Regions from separate parts of the Mus musculus genome. Here region 2 is linked to region 1. A link is a loop called in an ENCODE intact Hi-C map of the cell type or tissue named here. Cell type or tissue: heart. All regions are shown on one strand.

Region 1 (2,500 bases):
GTGGACCTTAGAGAAGTTCCTCCACAGGTCACTAGTAAGACTTTTCATTAAAGGGTTTAAAAGTTCATTTATCCTTCCTCTCCTTCCTTTTCTCAATCACTGTGATGACTATGAAGTGACTTTTCAAACTACAGTATAAACATTAACTACAGGAAATAACAGCCAACAGAAATAAAGCTACAACTAATTCCTATTCAAGAGCAGTCTTCATGGAAAACAAAGTTAGTTTCTATACAGCTGAACTGTATTTTTAAGCACTGAATCAGAAGTTCCAGAAACCATGGGTATGGACAAGGATCTTTTACCCTTCTATATAAAATGAGTCACTCAGATGTTCCCACCACAAAAGACTGGGACTTCAGGACACACTTGCCATTTCTTTGTCAACAGTAGGAGAGTGGGAGAGAAAAGACGGAGATGGTCTGGAATCTGACCTTACCAACCAGATCACCCTGCCTCAGCCATTTCCTTCACCTCAGCTACTTTCCATTCTAAGTTCCTCAGGAGACACTGCCATGAGGGGAGACAAGAATGCAGTCTCATCAACTCATCTCACTCCTTAGCCTGACACAAAGTCTGACTGAGAGAAGGGAAAACACCATGCTAGCTACAAGACAGCAGTTCTCCCTGCTACTGTTGCAGCACACTTCTATTCTCCAAGCACAAAATCCAAAGCTTTTTAGAAAAAGCCACCACATTATTCAAACTAAAAATAATGTTTTGTTTCCTAGACAGATTAGTTAGTTCCTCTGCAGGCCTGACCCAGGCCCCGCTGTATCCTGGGAAGTGTGGGTGATCCTTGTTAACACTCCTCCTGGGACCAGAGCAACAATGAAGACACATGCTCAGTCCAAGGCTATGAAACTCTTCTACAGAAGACTGAAGCCCAGGACAGAGCCAGGATTCAAGCCCACAGCCCTGTCCCAGGCATCATTTACACCTCTGGCCTCTGAGGGCAGCAAAGGGCTGAAGAAACCTAACAACCACTCAACGTTCTTGTCAATTTCTCAACTGCAGGCGGACTGGAGGTAATCCAAAACTCACTCCCATTTGGCTCTGGGATGGTTTTGTATTTATATTTGATACTCCAGGAATCCAGACTACTTTGAGCTAAATGATTATAGACTTGCACGGGAAAAGCCTCTCCATTAGCCCAGCAAGCATGGACTGCTACTAGGTGCCATAACTGTTCTAGACCCTAGGATACCTGGGAAAATGAATCAGATAATGGTCCTGTATTGACAGAGTTTGTGCTCCAGTGGAGACAATGACAGGCAGGTCAAGTACAGGACACATAACAAGTGGTAGGAATGAGGAGAGAGCTCTGCACAGGTTGGACAGGATGGAAGGGTCTCTGTCAACTTTAAACAAGATGATCAACATATCTGAAGCAGGGCAGGAAGCAACTTCATGTCTATCTGGGAAAAGCTCCCCAGGTAAAAGCAACACATCCCAAAGCCCTGCTGCAAACACAAGTCTGACCTACAGAGGTGGCCGGTGTGGCAGGAGAGAAGGGAAGGGAGGAGTGGGGCATAACGATAATGGGGCCCAGGAGGTGACTGGCAAGGCAGACCAAGGACCGGACACAGAGGAACAGTCTAGAAGACAGGGGTGATGTCAGAACTAACTGCGAGACCATCTCAAAGACTAATGTTAAACAGCCTCAAGGTAACAGTGACAGAGGGATAGAGTAGAACTAGCAGAGAGCGTGAGAAGGGCCAAGTTCTCCCTTAGATAGCTGAACTGATGGGATTTGCAAGGAGAGAGCAATGAGTACAGATAAACTAGGGCCCACAGCCTGAAAGATGCTTCCACGTTACAAGAAAGGGACACTGAAGCCTGAGGAGGAAAGGTCCTACTCCTTGTTCCTAGGATCCGAACCCCAACCCAGGGCTGCTCCTTACTACAGCTCCACAGATCGTCAGGACTACCAGGCACACAACATACACCAGGGTAGAGCTGTTGCTGCTGAAGGACCACAGACTTACAAACACAACGAAGAAATCAGACCAAATCCTCGCTATTCTTGTAAAAGCCTTAAAAACCTAAATTTTAATGAAAAAAAATCCTCCATTTTTGAAAGGTTGGTTTTCTTAGTTATACGGGTTTGGAGTCTATACATAAACTAACATAGGCCTTATCTGCTCAAAGCCTGTCTAAGCTTAGGGTACAGAATTAAAGGTGTGGGTTCAAGAAGGTCATTTAGTTCAACTTATGCCTGTTACCACTGTAAAGAGCTACAGACTTCCAGCACAGTCTCAGCGGGCCTTCTCTCTGACCAGCAAGACATTAACTAGTCGCCCATGGAGGTTTCCTTTAACCCTGGGCTTTCTGTCACTCTACTGAGCACTGACATATGATTACAACAAAGATTTCAAAAACCCTTCCCAAGTTCCAGTGAGCTTTCAAAGCTGTATGGAGTATAACAAAATCTACAAGCGGCCACTGTCAGGAAATACACTGCAACAGACAGAGAGGAAAACTCCACTACACTGGGCTG
Region 2 (2,500 bases), 140 kb before region 1:
GCTTGTGTAACTCAGGTATGACCTCAGTGTAATTGTGAGATAGCATCCCAAAAATCCCAAGTAAGAAACATCCTATTAACAGATGGAGAGGGGTGGTGCTCCCTAACGTCTAAGTTTGATTTCTTGGTAATAATACCATTATACCTTGAATAGGGTGGCATCTCAAGGCAGTTTTAATTTGCATTTCTCTGCCTGCTAATGATGTTGAACACTTTAAAGAATGTTATTAACCAAGGTTTTTGGTTTTGTTTTTTTGTAATCTCATTTTTTTTAAGGTTTATTTATTTATTATATGTAAGTACATTGTAGCTGTCTTCAGGGCGTCAGATCTTGTTACAGATGGTTGTGAGCCACCATGTGGTTGCTGGGATTTGAACTTTAGACCTTCGGAAGAGCAGTCGGGTGCTCTTACCCACTGAGCCATCTCACCAGCCTTTTTTTTTTTTTTAAGATTTATTTATTATTATATAAGTACACTGTAGCTGTCTTCAGACACACCAGAAGAGGGCGTCAGATCTCATTACAGATGGTTGTGAGCCACTATGAGGTTGCTGGGATTTGAACTCAGGACCTTCGGAAGAACAGTCAGTGCTCTTACCCACTAAGCCATCTCTCCAACGGTTTTGTTTTTTAATGATTGATTTAATAAAAAAAAAAAAAAAAACTCACATGTCCTTCTTGCTTGCTATGGGCTAAATTGTACCTCCCCCAGCCCACTCACACCCCGTACACCTCACATGAATGCCATTTCACTTGGAGATGGGACCTTTAACAAGGCAATTAGGAATAACTGATAATAGGGCGTGCCTTCTCATGGCTGGTGTCCTTTTGGGAGGAGATTAGAACACAGGCACACAGGGGAAGAAGACAACCAGAGAGCCCCTATGACGCCTCGATGTCAGATGGCCAGCCCCTAGGCCAGGAGAAGTCTGATGTTTAAACTGCCTGGCCTGTGACGCTTGCTCTCATCCTTTCCCACCACATATAGCTGTCTGCCACCAGAGGGCAGCAGGCATATGCCCAGCTGCAGTGCTTGAAGCCTTCCTGGCAGATTGTACCACTTCGGAAGGCAAGACTGCCTGCCCGGGAAAGCCTGGAAAGACTAGAAGACTCTTGGCTTTAAGATCCCTGCTTAATGTAGCCCGTGGTCCAACCAGGCCCCAAGTCTAAGGACTTACAGCAATGCATGCTCAGTGTCCTGGGAGTGGTAAGTTAATATGAAGGGTGACATCACACTCAGAAGTCACTCCAACTGTACATGCACAGTTGACTCCAAGAAGCTTCTGGAAAGTGAAACTTGAGAGTCAAGCAGTACAAAGCGATCAGTATGATGCTATGTCTCCTATTCTCTTTGACCAACTGGAGGATCAGATGACCCAGATTTACGTGAGGACAGTTGGCCTCTTGGAACGCACGATGCTGAAAACAAGAAATACTGGAGAGAGTGAGAGTGTTACTGCAACCGTTGCTGAAATTTGAATGTGGAATGTGGACTAGCGAATTATATCAAAGCAGATTTAAAACTCCTTATCTTGATCACTGTATTTAGGACATGTGAAAGCTGTCCTTTGGAAACACACTGGGTTGGGAATAAAAAGGTAGGGATGGAGTTTAGACACATACAAATAGATTCATAGACTAACAAGGCAAGTCAGCCAACGTGTAAAGAGATGATGGGTTTGGTCAGGGGTACAGAGGGAGCCCCTCACTTCTTCCCTCAAGTTTTCTGTAAGTTTAACATTATAACAAAAGACAAAATTACAACCTCAGATCCCAAGAACTTCAGGAAAATTGTGATGATAACAAATAGATGTATAATTATACATATATGCATATATATTATTTGAGAATTTCATATATATGTATATATATATATATATATATATAGACAATGTATTTTGATTTTATGTAACCCTCACACCTCCTTCACCTCCTCCCAGGTCCCTTCCAAGACTCCCTCCCAACTTATGTCTTCTTTTTACCTTTTAAAATATTTATTTATTTTATTTTATTGTGTGGGTGTTTTACCTGTATGTATGTATGTATGTATGTATGCATGCATGCATGTATGTATGTATGTGTATATGTTTGTATGTGCCCCATGTACATATTTCATGCTCATGGAAATCAAAAGAAGGTGTCAGATCCCCTGGAATTGGAGTTATGTGGGTGCTGGGAACTGAACCCAGGTCCTCTGTAAAAACTACAAGTGTTCTTACCCACTGAGCCATCTCTCCAGCTCTCTTTCCTCCTCCTCCTCTCTTCCTCCTCTCCTCCTTTTCCCCTCCTCCTCCTCTTCCTCCTCCTCCTCCTTCTATAAACAAATAATGCATCAAGTCTATCAATGCTGCTTATATAATATGGATGAGGAACCATCCACTGGAGCTTAATAAACTGGCCAGGGGCCACATCCCTAAGTAACTGTAAAGCAAATTGCTCCTCTTCTTCTTCTCCTTCTCCTCCTCCTCCTCCTCCTCCTCCTCCTCCTCCTCCTCCTCCT

The links. Hi-C counts contacts between places; a loop is a spot of excess contacts. Peaks named below come from ENCODE experiments on the same cell type or tissue, not always from the same donor. Only the 100,000 strongest peaks of a DNase experiment are listed, where the experiment ranks them.
Region 2: a loop joins it to region 1, with 2.4 times the contacts of the local background. A loop is called at or near these places in 3 of 42 quality-filtered maps.

The regions. Positions count from the first base shown.
Region 1 is chr2:144,004,371-144,006,870 of GRCm38, forward strand. The region is part of intron 1 of Rrbp1 (ribosome binding protein 1); the gene reads right to left. Among named protein-coding and RNA genes, the nearest start is that of Rrbp1, 5.6 kb to the right of the region's middle. In heart, a CTCF peak has its summit at 960; a DNase peak (open chromatin) is centred at 951.
Region 2 is chr2:143,866,486-143,868,985 of GRCm38, forward strand. The region is part of intron 2 of Gm33648 (a long non-coding RNA gene); the gene reads left to right. It also overlaps a transcript of Bfsp1 not described here. Among named protein-coding and RNA genes, the nearest start is that of Gm33648, 4.4 kb to the left of the region's middle. In heart, a CTCF peak has its summit at 1,009 (motif pointing right); a DNase peak (open chromatin) is centred at 1,036; H3K4me3 peaks cover 349 bases; H3K27ac peaks cover 668 bases.